Linked DNA regions of Homo sapiens: region 1 is linked to region 2. Evidence: chromatin loops called from intact Hi-C (ENCODE). Cell type or tissue: Calu3. All regions are shown on one strand. Each heading gives the region's core, and the rest is flanking DNA. Links, peaks and the distances in the headings are about the cores only. Region 1 holds the start of LOC107986606 (a long non-coding RNA gene). Region 2 overlaps LOC107986606 (a long non-coding RNA gene).

The links. A loop is a pair of places that touch in the nucleus more often than their neighbours do. Peaks named below come from ENCODE experiments on the same cell type or tissue, not always from the same donor. Only the 100,000 strongest peaks of a DNase experiment are listed, where the experiment ranks them.
Region 1: a loop joins it to region 2, with 3 times the contacts of the local background. A loop is called at or near these places in 2 of 110 quality-filtered maps.

What each region holds. Positions count from the first base shown.
Region 1 is chr6:54,795,671-54,806,310 of GRCh38, reverse strand. LOC107986606 (a long non-coding RNA gene) reads left to right here and starts at 4,480. Exons shown (of 3, transcript XR_001744176.3): 1 at 4,480-4,574. In Calu3, for the core only: no CTCF peak of the experiment used is centred there; DNase peaks (open chromatin) are centred at 3,350 and 4,380.
Region 2 is chr6:54,713,367-54,724,006 of GRCh38, reverse strand. All of the region lies in intron 1 of LOC107986606 (a long non-coding RNA gene), which reads left to right. Among named protein-coding and RNA genes, the nearest start is that of FAM83B, 130 kb to the left of the region's middle. In Calu3, for the core only: a CTCF peak has its summit at 5,965 (motif pointing left); DNase peaks (open chromatin) are centred at 5,406 and 5,986.

The DNA of each region.
Region 1 (10,640 bases), core at 810-8,809, 83 kb before region 2:
TAGTAACCTCCCAAGTAACAACTTAGGAGATTGATTTCAATAACTGAAATTAGAGGAGCGTGAAACTATTTAAAATATTTGCAGAATCTTGAGAAACCGATTGTGGCCAGAATATAAGTGCATGTGATAGGAATAAGGGTAGAGGTGGGAGCAAAGGTGGGACTGAAGATAAGTCTGGAATAGTCTCAAATTTTCATTTATTTTTCTTATCATTTACTGCTAATTTAAAATAACTTATTTTTTGTATTATAAAAGCAATGCATATTCTTTGTAGCAGTCTCCAGCATCTGGCAGCTGGATTCACAGCATACCTTGTTTTTGTTGCCTATGAACATGATTACCCCCAATCCATTCTGCATAGCATTTTATGATTGACTTTTCTAATAGTGATTCTGTGTGATACTCTCTTTCTTCATGGCACAGACAGGGTGGATGCTGTAGGACCATATAGACTTACCTTAGCTAATGTCTCGATTCACACCCCTGCTGCTTAATAAAGCCATCAATATCAATAGACTTTACACCAGGGGTTCTGCTGAATTGATCTGAGGTGGGACCCTGGTGTCAGTGTAGCTTTACAAAAACCTTTCTGGTAATGCTAATATGCAAGCAGAATGAAAATTACTGAATTAGTTAATTGATAGCTCCTTCCTGCTTCACAAATTACTGATCACCCACATTTGGCATTAATATTCCCATCTTCACGAAGCAAGCTAAGCTATTTTCAGCCAATTTTATACAATTTTTTTATGCAAAGCTAAAATTGGTCTTTTTGTGTCTTTTACCCACAGAACTAGTTCTACTCTGTGACACTACAAAGGATAAGTCTATCCTTTTCCACATGACAGCCTGTTAATTACTTGAACATTTGCTAAACATGGCCTTCCTAAATATTCACTTCCCAAGCTAAACATATAGAATTTGAAAAAAAAGAAAACATCGATGTTTTGCTATTAGCTTAGCCCATCCCTGGTTGGACATTGAGCCTGTCACATTCCATAGCTCAGAAGGATTTGTATTTCTAAATGTCTTACATTCCTTAAAGACACAGTTTACAAACAGACTCAGATAGCTTTGAATCATGCTACATACCAGAAAATTCCTTTCTCTTATTATCAAGCACAGAAATGCCTGGTCTATATCAAAATGACTGAAATGTTATCCAATTAACATTTTTTACTTTAAATAATTATTTGAAATATAAATACAGAGTAGAATTACTAGAATATAATATACTATTAGCTACAGAAAACACAAGATACAATATTTATGCTATGTAATAGAGTATAAATAACTCCTCTTTTTATTTTGGAACACCAGTTATTCTGAAAAGTGAATTCTTTTGCAATTTGTCCTATGCTCATAGGCAGAAATAAAACCTTTCTGTCAGATATCAAAAAGTGCCTATAAGCTTTTTGTTTGACAACACCCAGCCCTTTCCACAGACCTTTTGATGACAAAGTTTCTAGTTTTCTAATTATCATGTTTAATCGTTTGTGAACATGTCCCCTGCTTCCAGTGTGATCTGCGCAGTGAAGAATAGAATGGAACTCTCAATTCTCTGGCTCTGGAGTAACTCTTTGGCTACTTATGTAGGCTAGGTCTTTGATAACCCATTTAAAATGTCAGCATTGAGAATAGCCCAACAGACTATGACCAAGCATCTCACTCTGGCCTATTAATCATAACCCAAGCCATTATCAATTGTCCATAGAAAAAAGCCTAAGGGCTGGCAGATATTCAGGATCATTTATAGATAATCAGAATCATTTAAAATCAGGCCCCAACTTACCCTTTCTCCCATATTACCCATGCCTACTTAAAATTGTTTTCTTATTAAATCAGTCTACTCACTATCTCTTTAAATCATGTCAGAGAGGCCAGGCACGGTGGCTCGTGCCTGTAATCCCAGCACTTTGGGAGGCCAAGGCAGACGGATCACTTGAGATCAGGAGTTCAAGACCAGCCTGGCCAACATGGTGAAACCCCACCTCTACTAAAAATACAAAAGTTAGCCAGAAATTGCTTGAACCCGGGAGGCGGAGTTTGCAGTGAGCTGAGATCATGCCACTGCACTCCAGCCTGGGTAACAGAGAGAGACTCTGTTTCAAAAAAAAAAAAAAAAAAAAAAAGTCAGAGCTATTTCTGCCTGCTCAACTACTATACCATTTCCTCTTTCATGAAATGAAACCTCCTCCCACTAACAGAATCCTCTCTTCGCATATAATCTACTCAAAATTCAAACAACAGCACAACCCCAGTCTCTTCCTCAAAACTGTGTCGGAGTGCCAAAGTTCACAGAATTGTATACTTTCTTTGAAAACGTCTTGCCCTTATTGTATATACTGGTTACAGTAGTAGCAACAACAATAATAATAATTGTCTAATGATGGTTACTATTTCACTGAGCACTTTGCTAGTCAATTCATGTATAACCCTAATGGGTAGATCTTATTTTACCTATTTTACAGGTTAGTAAACTAAGACTTCAAGTAGGATGAGTTACTAGGATTCAATTCCTGGTCTGCTTGACTCTGTAGTACTAGGTCACCTTATCTCTTTTGACCTGCTTTGTCCTGAATTCATCCACTTCTATTATTATTTTGCTGTGTTTGATGTAGTTTACTTTTAACTTATAAAATAATAATTTAGAGCAAATTAGTTTCATCTTCATATTTATATATTAAGTTTAACTATGTAAAACTCAAGAGTATTATAAATGCCTGAAAGAATCCTAAAAATGCTGTGACATTTGCTACCTAAGTCAGTTTACACTGATTCCTATTCAAATGGCAACACCCTTTCTTTGTTGGAATTCAATTACATGCATTCTAATTAAGAGATTCCTGGGTGAGCTTTACACCCTTTAGAAGTGAGAACTTGATTTAGACGTGTGGTATACGAGTTGGCCACAATTCTCCAGTCAACTTCCTAGGCAGTTCTCTTTCCAGGGCCTTATCTGAATGGTTTAGTTCCTCCCTATCATGCCAATAGCCAACCTCATTTTTGCCTTATCTGTCTTGCCTTCCCTAAGTGGCACTCCAAGCACAGGTCATCCAATTGTAGTTCTTCTGTATTATGTGCACTCAAGCTTCTGCTCTTTTTTCAAAGGTGTGGTCGAGGTGTGTGCTAATGAGTACTTTTTCTCCAGGCGCCTCATCTTCACCATATCAACTTGCATGCATTTTACTAGAAGCCAATTAGAGAGAGGGTTTGATTCACAGAGGTGACCTGGATGCTAGCATTTATGGCACTGTAAAGGTACAGAATTCTGACAGCAGGACTTTTCAACCCCCTAAAATCACAATACATATTCAGCCCTTACCACGAGTCCTGCTGCAATGACTCAGACTCTTGGCTTTTGAAAGTAAGTGGAGAAAGGAAAAAGCATATCTCAGCAGTGCTGAAGATTGAGGAAGGAGGCACTAGTGAAGCACCAAGGACAGAGTTGTCTTGAGTGTTAGAATTTTGCCAATCTAATATCACAAAAATTGCATAGTGGAATTGAATTTTCCTTCTTCAATCCCTTGTCAAGTAAGACAGAATAGAAGATAATGATCTTAATAATTATGTATAAATATATGTAGCTAGTACTTTTCCTGTGGTTTCTAAACTACATTAAGGTCATAGTCTTTTTATTTAAAATATTATGTGTACTTTAAGGCAAGTAGTTAGCTAATTCTCAAGCATTTCTATTAGGCAGTGCCATATTATTAACCTTGTTTTACCACAGACAAATTTTATTGACTTATTGTTTAGTCTTACAGAAAGATCACAGAGAACAGTAGAATTAAAATAATTTCATGTAATCTTTGTGGTCGTTGTGTTTTCTTTGAATAAATAATAGATCTAAATCTGTTGGTAAATCTAGGTGAGCAGTCTGTACTTAAAGAAAAATCATGTATTGTGTATGAGGTCAATGGAATGTTTGAATGAAGTAACATTGCCAAGTATTAAGTTGGCTATTACACATTCCTGTAGTGATCCATTTATCTCATCTTCCAGAATAATATGTTTCTAGAACATGATTGATACATTCTAATTCAGATTAAAATTTATGTCTTCTTATAATTCAGGTTTACTTCTGTTGTTATTCACAAATTTTAAGGAAAGACTACAAATTTTTCTGGGACTAATATTATTGCTTTCCTTTATTGCATATATTTAAAAGGAAAAAAGGAACTCAGTCCTCAAGTTCAATCAACCACTGATTGATATAAGGTTTTGCTTAGCAACATAGATTTTTAAATCAATGAATTTATTAATGTGAACCATGTACAACATATATGAGATGCAAATTCTTCAGGAACATTCAGCAAGCAAGAAGGAAATCTTATAGCTAAATGACTCACAAATAGCCCTGCCTGCCTGATTTATTATGGATTACTTGTATGAGTCATAAACACCAAAGCTCAGTTACTGGTATGTGACATCATGATATCACATGACTCTACTGGCAGGCATAGCTTTGTAAGCTCTAATTTCATAATTAACATTTTCAGGGTAAGATGGATAGGACATCGCAGTTGCAAGGCTTTCAACAAAAGCCTGGAGATACATGAAATATTATATTGGTGAGTAGAGTTTACTGACTGTAAGCCATATAAGGTAATGATTCAATGCTGAAGGAACTATCATTTTGCTTTTAATGGAGATTATGATAACAGTGTGGTCTTTCTAGCTCTTGTGCTGTATTTGTTTCATGATGGCTGACAGCTAACATTCCAAAAAGGGTTACATACTGGTAACTTTCCATTTAAAAATTCAAATACCTCCAATAATGCCAATAAAAAAAGAGAGTTTTGGCATTTTGCCTACATTGTATGCACTGTACAGTTACTTTTTAGTTGATTGATTGATTGTTATGCATGGGGATATGATTGGCATATGTTCTCAATGAGTTGAGTGTAATTGACTGACAGATGAGGCAATTCCTTTGTTACAGTGCAAGACTTTGGATTTCCTGGAAAGAGATATTTTTAATGATGAGTAAATCAATATTTTAATAATTTTTAAGTTGTATCTAATAAAATCTGGCTTTAAATCTGTTTCTCTCTTCCTCAATCTCTTTGATTAATTTTCTGCACCAATGGAGGGAAATGATGTGATGAATAATTTAAATGAGATAATTTTTAAAATGTATATGTATATATTAGTGCATAAGACTGAAACTGAAGAATAGCCTGTCTCATATTCTGCACCACTGTAAATCTTCAAGGGCAGATTCTGCCTTATTGAGTATATCTCTAGGATATAGCTCAGTGTCTGGCATATGTGCATATTTAAAAATATAAATTGAAAAGAAAAATATATTCCCCATCTTTGTGAATAGCCACACTAACAAGGCCCTTGTTGGTAGAGCAGGAAAGTAGTCCATTCCAAGTTATTCAGCTAGTAGGGTCTCTATGGTTTACTACATGCTAGAAACTGACTAGTAAATATTGGAACTTACTTATTGTTGTTATTTGAATGTTTGAATATTTTACTTTTAAATCTGCAGTAAAAGATGAGAAAAATATCAACAGGCTCCTATGTTCTTAGTGCCTGCACAGTTAGCACTAATGCTCTAAGTTGAGTGACAATTTTTATAACACAGTTTTTGTTTAAATCTTTTGCTACTTTTGCTCATAAAATTTCCCACTTTGAATAACATAGTAAATGTTGCATCTATCTATGAACCTGAATATTGTCCAAGTTCAGGTCCTAAAGATAAAGAGAATTGACTTATTGACTCTGATAATAAATTCCCATATCATTGGCATCATGCCGGTGTTATTTCTTCATTTTCTTCCTTGTACTTTTGTCTTTGTCATATGTATATTGAGTGTTCATATGTCAAATTCCGTGTTCCAGATACCATCAGTAAATGATAATCAAAAGAGTAATAAAACAATGTTATATTTATTAAATTATAATTGTATTAATAAAGACTTTGTCCCATTGAGCAAACTGTATATGTGGCTTTATAGGCTCACTGTGATGTCATGCTTCAGTCACCTCTAGATTATTTGCTTTGCATCATGTTCATACGTGCAGTCCTTTCTTCCACCCAGGAGAAAAGGAACCCATCACCTCATTGCCATACCATCTGGCTAGCGTAGGAGTGGAGTTTGCTCCTCTGAGAGTCATTTTCTTCTAACTAGCAGCCACACTGTCCAATTGAGAAAAAGTTTTATAGTATTTTGATGCCAATTAATGGATTAATGAGCATTTATACATCACTTCTTATGAACAAGGGAGATTAGGAAGAAGAACAAAGATTAAGAAGAGGAGAAGGAAGAAGAAAATGTTTATATGTGTATAAATGTGCATGTGTTTACACTTGTATATGTTTACACATATACATGTATGAAGATATGTGTATAAATGTGTATGTGTTTATATTTACACATATAAACATTTTCTTCTTCCTTCTCAAAAACTATTTGCAAACATAATTACATTAATGATATAAATTCTTAAACTTAGGCTTTTCAGATTTTAGATCTATGGTCCAGGCCCAATAAGCTCTACCATGTAGCTATTTCAGGCATTTTATAATAAAATAAGATAGTTAAATAGAAAAGACAAGTAAATTAAGTGAGGGGTTTCATTGTTGTTATTAAGTTAGGAGAGACCTCTGCATGCCAAAGAGAAAGGAACTTTACTAATTAAAACGGAAGGAGTGATGAGAAAACAAGTTATCTAAGAAGGGAGAGAGGAATAAATCAGTGTTTATTACAAGTGAGGTAGCTTTAAACAACATGAGGAATCTTTCTCAGTCCAAAGGGAAAGGTAAATATAGAAACAAAATTATGATGGATAGAAGTGAGAGAAACTTGGAAGTTTTCTCCAGATGGATTTTAAAGGCATTAGCTCAGACAGAGGACTAAAATGAGAGTAAGACCAGAGACTCAAGGAAGCAGTTGTTCTGGGAAATCACTACGGTGTGAAATTAGCAGATGATATATGAAATAATTGCACAGGAGTATAAAAGAATCCAGTGGAAGTTTGACCAGTCATTTCTGCATTTGGTCTAATACCATTTAGGGGCCAGAGCAGAAGTGGAAGGAAACAAGATTGGGATAATCCAGGACTGGGATTGACAGAACAGGCACACCAACCACGAAGGATGTGAGCCTGGGTTAGTGGAAGGGCAACATTGAGGGCTGCCCATGGACTGCTGCTGCTTGGATGCCACTGCTCCTTATTTGTTAGCAAGGCCAATCAAAAGCTGTCTCTAGTGCTTTCTCTCTGTTCTATCAGAAGATAAAAAGGGACTAATCTCTTCTCTCCTGATCATTATCAGCTCAGGTTTATTGGGGGTTCATCCTGCTTTCATTCAAATGCTCAGCCGTATGATGTTAATATCCTTTATATATGAGTGGCAAAAAGGTACAATGATCTAGCAGAACCCTAATGAACTATGGCATACAGAAGAAATTTATTATACACCTGATTGGATAAGAATTGACAGGTTAGGTACTAGCACTGATAGAACACTATGTAGCATCTTAAAAAAAATAGATTTCAGGTATTAATTCCAGAGGAAAGCTGATTTAGGGATTCAACACATTATTCTAAATTAGGCACATGATAAAATGCTATCTTTGATATGAAAGAGATAAGTAAGAATTCAACAATTTGGCTTTTCAGAAGCTTTTATGTATATATAGTGCCATCTCCCTAATAATGTGAGAATATTTTACTAAAGGTGTTGACTCAACATGATTACAGGATCCCTATGACATTGCAGCATATTTCTCTGATATGGTTTGTCTGTGTCCCCACCCAAACCTCATCTTGAATTGTAGCTCCCATAATTCCTATGTGTTGTGGGAGGGACCCGATTGGAAGTTAATTGAATCATGAGCGTGGTTTCCTCCATACTGTTCTCCCAGTAGTCAATAAGTCTCATGAGATTTGATGGTTTTATAAGCGGTGTATTAGTCCGTTTTTATGCTGCTGATAAAGACATACCTGAGACTGGGAAGAAAAGGAGGTTTAATTTGACTTACAGTTCTACATGGCTGGGGAGGTCTCATAATCATAGCAGAGGGTGAAAGGCACATCTTACATGGTGGCAGCAAGAGAAAATGAGGAAGAAGCAAAAGTGGAAACCCCTGACAAACCCATCAGATCTTGTAAGACTTATTCACTATTGCAAGATTGGCACGGGAAAGACTAGCCCCCATGATTCAATTACCTTCCCCTGGATCCCTCCCACAACATGTAGGAATTCTGGGAGATATAATTTAAGTTGAGGTTTTAGTAGGGACACAGCCAAACCATATAATTCCACCTCTAACCCCTCCAAATCTCATCTCCTCACTTTTCAAAACCAATCATGCCTTTGCAACAGTCCCCCAAAGTCTTTAACTCATTTCAGCATGAACTCAAAGTCCACAGTCCAAAGTCTCATCCGAGACAAGGCAAGTCTCTTCCACCTATGAGCCTGTAAAATCAAAAGCAAGCTGGTTACTCTCTAGATACGATGGGGGTACAGGTATTGGGTAAATTCAGCCATTCCAAATGGGAGAAATTGGCCAAAACAAAGTGGTTACAGGGCCCATGCAAATCTGAAATCCAGTACAGCAGTCAAATTTTAAAGCTCCAAAATGAACTCCTTTGACTGTAGGTCTCACATCCAGGTCACACTGATGCAAGAGGTGGATTCTCATGGTCTTGGGCAGCTCCGTCCCTTTGGTTTTGCATGGTACAGCCTCCCTCCTGGCTGCCTTAATAGGCTGGCATTAAGTGTCTGTGGCTTTTCCAGGTGCATTGGTGCAAGCTGTTGGTGGGTCTACCATTCTGGGGTCTGAAGGACAGTGGCTCTCTTCTCACAGCTACACTAGGCAGTGCTCCAGTAGGGATTCTCTGTGGGGGCTCTGACCCCACATTTCCCTTCCACACTGCACTAGCAGAGGTTCTCCATGAGGGCCCTGCTCCTGCAGTAAACTTTTGCCTGGGCATCCAGGCATTTCTATACATCTTGAAACCTAGGTAGAGGTTCCCAAACCTCAATTCTTGACTTCTATGTACCCACAGGCTCAGCACCACTTGGAAGCTGCCAAGGCTTGGAGCTTCCACCCTCTGAAGCCACAGCCCAAGCTCTATGTTGGCCCCTTTCAACCATGGCTGGAGCAGCTGGGACACAGGGCACCAAATCCCTAGGCTGCACACAGCATGGGGACCCTGGGCCCAGCCCACAAAACCACTTTTTCCTCCTAGGCCTCCAGGCCTGTGATGGGAGGGGCTGCCATGAAGGTCTCTGACATGGCCTGGTTACATTTTCCCATGGTCTTGGAGATTAACATTAGGCTCCTTGCTACTTATGCAAATTTCTGCAGCTGGCTTGAATTTCTCCCCAGAAGATGGGTTTTTCTTTTCTATCACATAGTCAGGCTGCAAATGTTCCAAACTTTTGTGCTCTGCTTCCCCTGTAAAACTAAGTGCCTTTAACAGTACCAAAGTCACCTCTTGAATGCTTTGTTGTTTAGAAATTTCTTCCACCAGGTACCCTAAATCATTGCTCTTAAGTTCAAAGTTCCACAAATTTCTAGGGCAGGGGCAAAATGCCACCTGTCTCTTTGCTAAAACACAACAAGAGTCACCTTTGCTCCAGTCCCCAGCAAGTTCCTCATCTCCATCTGAGACCACCTCAGCCTGGCCCTTATTGTTCATATCACTATCACCATTTCTGTCAAAGCCATTCAACAAATCTCTAGGAGCTTCCAAACTTTCCCACATTTTGCTGTCTTCTTCTGAGCCCTCCAAGCTGTTCCATCCTCAGTCTGTTATCCAGTTCCAAAGTCGTTTCCACATTTTCGGGTATCTTTTCAGCAACACATCACTCTACTGGTACCAATTTACTGTATTATTCTGTTTTTATGCTGCTGATAAAGACATACCCGAGACTGGGAAGAAAAGGAAGTTTAACTTAACTTACAATTCCACATGGCTGGAGAGGTCTCATAGTCATCGTGGAAGGTGAAAGGCACTACCTACATGGTGGTGGCAAGAGAAAATGAGGAAAAACCAAAAATCGAAACTCCTGATAAACCCATCAGATCTTGTGAGACTTAGTCACTATCATGAGAATAGCATGGGAAAGACCAGTCCCCATGATTCAGTTACCTCCGCCTGGGTACCTCCCACAACACTGGGAATTCTGGGAGGTACAATTCAAGTTGAGATTTTGGTGGGGACACAGCCAAACCATATCAAGGGTTTTCCTCTTTTGCTTGGTTCTCATTCTCTCTTGCCTGCTGCCACATAAGACATGACTTTGCTCCTCCTCGCCTTCTGCCATGATTGTGAGGCCTCTCCAGCCATGTGAAACTGTGAGTCCATTAAACTTCTTTTTCTTTATAAATTACCCAGTCCCAGGTATGTCTTTATTAGCAGTGTGAGAACAGACTAATACACACTGCAACCCAGGTTGATATTTTTCCAATGGCATGTACCCTGAGGGCTTCCAACAACATTATATTGAACATGAATGCTTAGCTGATCATACAACAATAGCAAATCTCCTGTTGAGAATGTCACTAGAATTAATAAATATTCACAAAAAAAGTATATCTGGTTACCACCAATGCAGAATATTATCTTTTTGAACCCACCTGAGAGAAGGAAAGTATTTTTTCCCCTGTGGACTT
Region 2 (10,640 bases), core at 1,156-9,155:
ATGTGAATACTTGTCTAAACAATTTTACAAATAGGAATTATTTGTTCGGTGTCATATCATTTTCTCCTGAGGTTACTCTCTATTATGAGAAACAGGTTGGAATTGATTAATGGACTTTTATTAAAATAGCTAGGAAATCTTAAGTCTGAAGCAGGTTGCCAATGTATGTTCTGACTTAGGTCAGTGGGAATCAAAAGTATTATTGTTTAGCAGATGTTCTGTCAGCAGTTGTCTGGGCAAAATGCTGTAGTTCATTTTCTTTGTATGTTTAAAACACAAGTTTCCATAACTGACAAAAATATCTTTCTGATGATCAAGGATGAAAGTCTAAAAATTATGTGAATATAAAAACTCAGAAATTGCTAAAGGAGGTTCCCTGTGAATTTGGTTTGAGGCTCCTCAGTAGGGGAGGGTGATGGAGGCTTAGCCACAGCTATACACGCTGGGTTTGTGTTATGGAAAAATAACTTTAGCATTCAATAGATCGATTTAATGCCAGCCACAATCATCCTACTTGGCTTGTGAAAAACAGCATTTTGATTCAAGAGATGTGAAAAAGCTTTTTAAAGAGTTTAATGTAGTTGCTGTTTTCTATTCATGTCCCAAGTTCAATTTTAAACTGAGAGGAAAGGGGAGAAAGCAAAAATGTATTCTGGACTGGTACCCTGCTATGGTTTCATTCACCCATGAAAAAAGCAATAATAAGACACTCTGTCATTCTCATATAAAACATATCCATTCCTCCAATTAGGGGTGCAGAGAATCCTGTGATAAAAATATCTACCCAATTTCAATTCAACATCAAGATACGTAGAATATAAGAACATTTAATAATGGATAATTTTCTTAGGTTTAGAATAAATGACTAACCTGAAAATGTTGTCTTTTAAAAATATTCAATTCTAAATTTCCATAACATTTCAGAAAAAAGTAAGTTTAGTTTTCCTAAATTTATCAAACTATGACATTAACATGATGGCATATTCTACAAATAATGCTCTTTTTTTTTCTTTCTTTTTTTTTTTTTTTTTTTTTTTGAGACTGAGTCTTGCTCTTGTCACCCAGGCTGGAGTGCAGTGGTGAGATCTCGGCTCACTGCAACTTCCACCTCCCGGGTTCAAGCGATTCTCCTGTCTCAGCCTCCTGAGTAGTTGGGATTACAGATGCATGCCACTATTCCCGGATAATTTTTGTATTTTTAGTAGAGACAGGGTGTCACCATGTTAGTCAGGCTGGTCTTAAACTCCTGACCTCATGATCTGCCCACTTTGGCCTCCCAAAGTGCTGGGATTACAGGTGTGAGCCACCGCACCTGGCCACACATGATATTCTTTAAAAGGCAGACATTTATAAAGTGTTGTTTTGCAAGAGTCCTTGGGCTTAAACTCAATGAAATTGGCACCTTTCCTGCATTCCTTTATAGACAGGCAAGAAAGCCAAACTGCAATGCTATGTTTCTCTCTATCTTGGCTCCGAGCTCCAGAAATAATCATCAAAACCACACCTAGATCACTTGTTCAGTCATGTAGAGAAGAACTTGAAAAGAGAAAAGAAAATGTTGGCTCCGATATTGTGCTCAAATGAATCAAAGAGTGGAATTCCACATTCCCACTTAAGTATATCATGTTGCTCTGAACTTCAAGTATCCCAGGTCAGGTGGAGGCAAACCTTCCAAAGATTGGATTTAAAGTCCTGATTCTGCCTTCCCAACAACAAAACAGATAAAGTTTGTTGTTGTCGTTGTTGTTCTTGTTTATAGTAATGCCCCCAAATCCCATGTAGAATAGGTGTGGCAATTTATATTATGACTCCTTTGGGAATTTATCTACCTGCAGAGATTCTTTCTAATTGTATCAACATTCTCCATACCTTCATACTTAAGAGATGCTTTATTGAATTTATGGAAATAACTTTAAATGGTTAACCATTAGGTGGGTTTTGTTGAACCATTCTCATTCTTATAAAATACATGTTTTGAGGGAAAGAGAAGGCAGTTTCTCCCTCTTCACTTTGTCTCAACTAGTGAAAGGAATGAGGATAAATTTTCCTCTACTGATATCTCAGATCATGTAGATGCTAGGGCAAGAAATAAAACAAAGGTGAAGTCGCCATATTAGAGGACAGTGAAGGTAGAAGTGTGACTTAGTAAGAAAATGCTAAACTTTGGGGTAGATATTGCTGTTAATATGTTGTGGGTCAACTTATTACCAGCTCGATGGCTTCAAGTTACTTAACCTATGAAGCCTCCATTTCTTCACCTGAAGGATAGAATCAATAATTCACTTTGCCATGTTATTATGAGAATTAGAGATGATATATAAAAAGAGAAATACATGTTTTTATCTCATCTAATTTCACATGTTCAATAATTAAGACCTGTCCAGACCACGTAACCTGCTCAAGGTCAAATAGTTGAAAATGAATGAGTGAGAATTTAAAGTTAAGGGTCATTCCAAATTCCATGTTATCAACCAGTAACCTTATAAGAGCTTTGTGGTTAAGGGAAATCAAAGACATTTGCTAAATTTTAACTACTAATAATAGAATAAAACAAAGCATTTCATGTATACTTGTTGATGGTGATTACTGGTAATGTCAAGATGAGAATTTACAAAGACAAAACATATACACATGAGACATGGCAGAATTAGTTCATTAGGGAACTTACGCCTATCTTAGAGAACCTTTGTTCTATCTGATGTCCTTTCCCTGCTGGCCCCAAAGAGGCCAAATTTTTTTCTATTTCCACCTTTGACCTCATCTAGAATTTTCTCTAAATTTCATTCTATGCCCTCAGAAAATCATTCTTACTAGTTTTCAGAAGACTCATTTATGTTTGCTTATGGTTCTGGCCCATGTAGCCACCAATATCTATCACCTAGCAAGACAACAATTTTCAGAGGCAGTTCTGACCCCTATATTAGGCAGGATTGTTCTTGGCCTTCAAGGCAGCATTCTGTAGGGTCAACTTTGCAACTCAAGCCTAGCATCCCATCTGCCTGGTAAGGCTTGAACATGAGTTCCCACTAAACTTTAGTCTTTTCAAAGACAGAACCGGCCAAGTCCCTACAGGAATCCACTGGCACCATTTCCCCAGCTCCATTTAGATCCTTCTCCAAATACTAAAGAGGTTATTTCTCAAGGCATGGCTATACTTTTGTTACAATGGAGAGTCCTGGGTTTCCACATATTCAGAATTTTTGAGGGTGACACTCAGGAATCTGAATTTTAAGCAAATACATCATGCAATTCACATATATTCTACAGTTTGAAAACCATTACCTCAGAGCCACAATTCCATGGTTTGTCTAACATTGAACATCACCAGTGTCTGAAGTCTCTCTACTGGGATCCATCAGCATGATCCCTTGGATTCTGGATCTGAACACTCATTAAAATCAATCCTAAATTATCTGTGCTCTTCTATGTTATCTATAATCTTGCCGTCAACCCACTGACCCTTCTGGCCAGCCCTGCCTTCTCCTTTCTTCCCACTAGTCCATGCTGTCAAAGCTTCTGCTGACCTAAGTCTGAAATTCCCATGTGCCTTTTGATGGCCTTTACCCCAACTCACTTCTCTTTTTAATTTGATTATTCTGTCTCTCTTGCCATTCTAATGTTTGGATGCTCTGTGCCTTTTGTGTCTATTTTTTAGCACCAGCAGCCAGGCTTTCATAGTTTTGTGCTGCCCATTACCAAAAGGAACACATGATCACATTTTTACATTTCCACAGGAAAATTCATATCCAGCTAAGAAATATTATTATAGAGGATTTTCTTTATTTAATCATACGTAGAAGATGTCAAATAGTGTGGTAAAGTGTAAGGCGACTCTTCATCTATTTGGATTTTGATATTCTTTATTGTTTTGTTTTACAAACCAGCTTTTTTCTCAACATGCAGGTTATAACCCATTGGTGGTTCAAGGAATCAATTTATGAGTCTCTACCACACAAAAAATAGCATAACAAGAAATGTCAGTTTTTATTATATGCAGTAAGAATATCATTAAATGAAAATATTTAGGAACATGTGTGTATTTGTGTGACTTTTGTCATGATGAAAATTGTTTTAATTTTTAGTTGTGAATCATAAAAAACATCAAAGCCACTTCTTTACATTTCAGAGGATTAGCATAGTCTTCTACATGCTGTGAGGTCAGAGTGTCTGTTTATGTGAACGCTGTCTCTCCAGGGAATCAAGCTTTTTTATTTCCCCAAGTAAAGCATGTGTTCACTACAAATCAATCAGAGCTTAAACCCTCCATTCTGATTGTGCTTTGTCTAACTTAATAGAAATACAAACTGCTGCCACATACTGTATTTAGTCTACTATTTACTCAACTGTTTCTGTCTCAATTTTGTCAACTGTAAAAATAAACATAATATCAGGGTTTTGTGAATATTAAATGAGATAACTTAAATGAAGAGCTGAGAATAAAGGTTTAACATATAGGAAGTCATCAATAAATGCCAGCTATCATTATTTTATCATATTGAATGGTATAAATCAGATACAATTTTTAGCACAGTTCAATGCAAATAGGAAAAAAAAAGAAAGCATTTGGCTCCATGTCTTGGAGTCTAAAACTACTGTAAATTTGTCCAAAGTTTTTTGGAAAAGCTGGGTCTTTTGGAAAAGCTGGGTCTTTTGGAAAAGCCACAGAGGGAATTTCAAGGACAGATGGTCTCTGTTCAAGCTCTTACCAGATTGTTTAAGACTAATTAGCTATTGAGTGTCAGCCAAAACAAATATGGATTTCCCTGTGATATTTAAAAACACACTCTCCTATAAATTGAATATTTGAGGTTATCCTCCTGACAAGCATGGAATGGAAAAAAGAGGCAGGAAAAATGAAGAACAGAGAAAAAGAGAGAGAGAGAATCTAGTTACCTTCAAAATGGATTGTATTTTATTAACCTATTGTTGTTTATCTCTGTGCACCTTTCTTCTTCATTCAACCTGTGTAGAAGGAACAAGCTAGTCTTCATGTGAAGGAACAAACCAATGTGTGTCTTCAGCTACCACCGTCTGTGTTTGTTTGCTGTAACTTAACCCTTACAATTAAAGTGCTTATGAATCACTATGACTGCAATTAAGCGTTGAGTATATAGTAGTGGATATGAATTTAAGAGCCAACCCCCTCCGCTGCTCTGTTCTCTTTGCTATATTTTGCCTGGATGTGTAAGACCTGGGAAAGTCTGATCGTTTTCCCATGGCCCGGCCTCTTAGAGACTACATTATATTAAAACAGGTTGCTTATCTTAGTTAATGTTTAGAGAGTTTTAGAGAACTAGATTTCAATATTATCTATGAAAGCTAAGTTAACTGACAGCTTTTGATTGCCCAGTGGTAAGGCTTATTAAACAATTATCCCATTGTGTTCTCAATAAGCCCGTTAAACTGCCCAGGCTTCTTCTAGTCAGTTGGGAATCTTGCTCAAAAGCTTCTTCTGTTTGGACCATTCGAGTGTAAAAAGAGAAAGTAATGATTGTTTTGTAATCAGTTTGGTTCAGTTAATTAAAGATTGGATGTGAAATTAAGGTAGGGGGAGAAAGCAGAGTTGTAAGAAAGAAATGGCTAAGAATGTGCTAACTCAAAAAGTAGAAGAAGATGGCTCAATTTTATTAATTTAAAAACAGTTCTAGCTGTGTTCCTAACATGTTTTCATGGAGTAAGGCTAGTTTTCATGGAGTAAGGCTAGGAAGCATAGCAGAAAGACACAAAGAGATGCAAACGTCTAAACAAAGGGAAATATGGACACTGTGAATTATATAATGTAAATCATTTAAAAATTTACATGAGAAAATATTATTTGTGAAAATAATAAAATTAGAAGAAAATGATTAGTATCCCATGGTGCCCTAAATAAAGAGATACTTTTTGACTAATACTTTGAATTTATTAAGGGTACCTGCGCGACCCAAGACTAACCAGCTATAAATTACTACTAGTGCCACCTGGTGTTGGAATGCCTGTACTGCAGCTATGTATGGGATGTGTACAGGTAGACTGCACATTCCTGAGAAGAGTCTGCAATGAACCTCTGAGCTAATTCACAGGGATGACTATGATGAGCTTATAAGTATAGGTCAGAAACAACAATCGTTATGAAGAAATGACTAACTTGAAATGGTATCTACTTGGATCCGTACAACAATTTCTTTACCTCTTTCCTGGTCATTATGTTGAAATTACAAATAAATCTGTGTTAAGACAATAGCTATAATTAAATAGAATAAACTGTAAAAATTAGATTGAGAGTTAACATGTTTGTTGTGGGAAGTCAGGGACCCCGAACGGAGAGACCGGCTGAAGCCACGGCAGAAGAACATAAATTGTGAAGATGTCATGGACATTTGTTTATTTCTCAGACCGGCCAACACTTAGGGAAAATAGAAAAGAACCTACGTTGAAATATTGGGGGCTGGTTCCCCCGATACATATTAGTCACATGTTTATTCTTTATCTAGTCTCAGAATTATAAACACAACCTGAAATTACCTTAACACTAATATTGCTTCGTGCTATATTCTAGCAAAAAGAAAAAACAAAAACAAAAAAACAAAACAAAAAAACACATAGGGAATATGACTGTGTAGCATAAGGCAATTTAATCCAAAATTGTAAAAATATGAAAGGAGATAGTCAAGAGACTTAAAATATTTCAGCTGCTGAAATGATTATGATCTTGAGTAAGCATCTCTTATTAACAATTTAGGAATAGTATATTACCTACTACAAAATATAAGCACTGAAGAATTAAACAACCAGGAACTACAGAATGTATATGTACAACAAAAAAATAAATTTCATCTTTCTCTTTATTGTATTACTTTTTAAATCAACTACTAGCTACGTTTATTAGGCATGCAGAATTGGAAAATTTCCAAATTCTTACTGGTGAGAAGAGTTGAACTATTATATGCAATGCTCTGCACAGATAGAGACCATATGTTGCTGTTTCACTACATTACTCATATGCTTTGTATTCACTCTCCTTATTCTTCTCCTCAGTCATATGGACAACTTGCTTCTAGGACTAAAAATATCAGCTGTTTTTGTTGTTTGTTGTTGTTGTTGTTCTTGTTGTTGAGACGCAGTCTCTCTCTGTCGCTCAGGCTGGAGTGTAGCGACATGATCTCGGCTCACTGCAACCTCTGCCTCCCAGGTTCAAGCAATTCTCCTGCCTCAGCCTCCTGAGTAGCTGGGACTACTGGCGTACGCCACCACACCTGGCTAATTTTTGTAATTTTAGTAGAGATGGGGTTTCACCATATTGGCCAGGCTGGTCTCAAAGTCCTGACCTCACGTGATCCACCCACCTCAGCCTCCCAAAGTGCTGAGATTACAGGTGTGAGCCACTGCACCCGGCCTACACCAGCTGTTTTATATTCCTTGGAGGCTAAAGAAGAGGGAATAGGGAAAGTGATGGCTATTCAGATGGAGGGATGGATAAACACCTTCTCCCAGGCTTTGTAAAGAGTTAAGGGCCGGGCGTGGTGGCTCACACCTGTAATCCCAGCACTTTGGGAGGCCAAGGCAGGTGGATCACCTGAGGTCAGGAATTCGAGACCAGTCTGTTCAACATGGCAAAACCCCGTATCTACTAAAAATTACAAAAATTAGCTGGGCACTGTGGCAGGCGCCTGTAATTCCAACTACTCGGGAGACTGAGACAGGAGAATCGCTTGAACCCAGGAGGTGGAGGTTGCTGTGAGCTGGGATTGCACCATTGCACTCCGGCCTGGAGACAGAGCAAGATTCCGTCTAAAAAAAAAAATAGTGAAAGAGAGAACTTTGAAACCAGTCCACTTAGCTTGAGGGCAACTGCAGAGAGTGAACTCAGGGATAGTGACAGGTACAGCAGAAAATGTGTGTGAAGATTGAGAAGTGTGGGCAGGATGAGAATAGAACAAGTGTAGCAAGCAAGAAAAGCTGAAACTGGAAGGGAGGGAAGCACCAAGCAGTGTGAAGTGATGTGGCCATGAAAACAGAACTAAGAAAAGGGCTCAAAGAAGGGAAATTATAAAGATTTGCAGAGAGAACAGCAAAATCTTTATAGAAATACTAGTTGTTTGACACTGATTAAAAAGGAAGGAGGAAGAATCTAATGCATCTTTTTTTTTTTTTTTTTTGAAATGGAGTCTGGCTCTGTTGCCTAGACTGGAGTGCAGTGGTGCAATCTTGGCTTACTGCAACCTCTGCCTCCTGAGTTCAAGTGATTCTCCCTGCCTCAGCCTCCCGAGTAGCTGGGACTCAGGTGCCCACCACCATGCCTGGCTAATTTTTTTTTATTTTTAGTACAGACGGGGCTTTGCTATTTTGGCCAGGCTGGTTTTGAACTCCTGATCTCAGGTTATCCACCCGCCTCAGCCTCCCAAAGTGTTGAGATTACAGGCCTGAGCCACTGCGCCAGGCCTAATGCATCTTTAAAAAGGATGATAGACAAGAAACAATGATAAAAATAGTAAATTAGAGACAGCTAATCATTCTCATCTAGAGACATGGCTAACTCAGAGATTGTTGTTTTAAACCTAATTCTCATGAATTTGTATTTTTAAATTATAATTTTAAATTGTTAATATGTTTAATGATAATATACATACTTATACAGAATATTTTCCATTCTTAGGATTTTTAATTTAATTGTTATACATACTTAAAAGATTATTATTTTCAAGCAAATATGTTTTTCTCATAAATCTCTGTGTAAGACTCCTAACTATTTTCATGTGAAGAAACATCTAATTCGAGGGTTGAAAACTCAAAATGTTTCAGAGGCTTGGTAAGTTGTACAAATAAATGCATGAAGTGGCTGGGTGTGAAAATGATGGCAATGAAGGGAAAAATAACTGTTCGAAGAGCCCATCCCTGCAAAAGGTATTCACATCGATCAAAAGCAGATTTCCACAAGCAAAGCAGGAGCAACAACAGGAAACTACTGGCCTAACCAAAAAAAAGGAAAAAAAAAAAAAAAACTAGCAGAACAGACATAGCGGTGGCCTACTTGGCTAGATAACGGTGGCTCCTATTCTGATGTTACTACCAGAGTTAAAATCTAAATTGATCTGTTTGCTAAATGCTAACACTGGCCTAGTCTGTCAGTAACCTGAACTACCTAATGGAGAAGGGCTGACATGAATTGGCAACCTGAATAGAAAGAAACATAGTGAAAGCACTTTCTTGTTTCTAGGCAGGCCCATTTCATCATAAGTTGAAACCGTAAGCATATTTAGGAGACTTTATTTTGCTTATGTGTACACATTTTAATGCAGAGTTGACACTACTCTTCCCAGTATTTACTTAGTAACCTGTTAACAATTAAAGAAAGTGGCCGGGCTCGGTGGCTCACGCCTGTAATCTCACCACTTTGGGAGGCCGAGGCGGGCACATCACGAGGTCAGGAGATGGAGACCATCCTGGTTAACACGGTGAAACCCCGTGTCTACTAAAAATACAAAAAATTAGCCAGGCATGGTGGCGGGCGCCTGTAGTCCCAGCTACTCCGGAGGCTGAGGCAGGAGAATGGCGTGAACCCGGGAGGCGGAGCTTGCAGTGAGCAGAGATCACGCCACTGCACTCCAGCCTGGGTAACAGAGCGAGACTCCATCTCAAAAAAAAAAAAAAAAAAAAAAGTGAACAGGGTATCTCCAATTTCGGTAAGCTTTCCCTAGCTCTAGCCTTTTTCACTCTTATTTCAGCCAAATTTGCAGTTCATTAGTAGCAGAAATAACAACAACAACAACAAAAAGCCACTCATTATAATAGATATATCTGCTTCATGTAGCACGTTTTTTATATTTTACATACTGATTGGGGGAAATAAATAAATAAATAAAATGCACCTTACAAAATATGCCTTAAAATTAACCTCTGGTTAAATGAACTGGTTATTATGCACAAAGAAGCAATAAAAGTCAGGCTTAAAGAAAGTTTCAGAAAGCATGGCACTGAAAGCAATAGTGGCAGACATGATACATTTTAACTTGATTTTATGCTCCTTGGTTTCCTAAATAAGGAACTGTGAAAGTTAAATAGCTCCTGGCTGTGTTTTCCTTGTTTAGCCCTCATATAGCTGTTTAAGATTAGTTTAGAGTAACGTCCTTAATTTACAATACTTTGAGATGAACCATTTTTTTATAAACTTCTACAAAGGAGATTGTGCCCCCCCCGAATTGAAATGTATGGTAGGTATTACTTTTTTTCTTCACTGTAATTTTACTATGAAAATTTGAATTGCAATATTAATGGCCTGCATCTGAATTCTAGTGCATATCTATATCTTCTTTTGAGCAGAGTACATTTAATAATGATGTTCTCTGCTACTGTATGGACTTTGAAGCGTTAACAAACATAAAGAAATTTCAGTATAACAGAGCGAATGTCTCTCATCAGTTGCGTCAAATCAGAAATCATTGCACCATTTGCCATAGTTTTACTCCTATAGTTAATTACACAGAGTTCTGACTGATGGAAATGCTCTGTCTGTACTGTTCATGGTAGCCCCCACATGTCACTATTGAACAACTTAAATGTGGCTAGTCTGACTGAGGAACTGAAATTTTGTTTAATTTTAATTTATTTAAACATAAACTTAGGTAGCCCCAGGTGACTGGTGGTTATATTGGACAACTCTG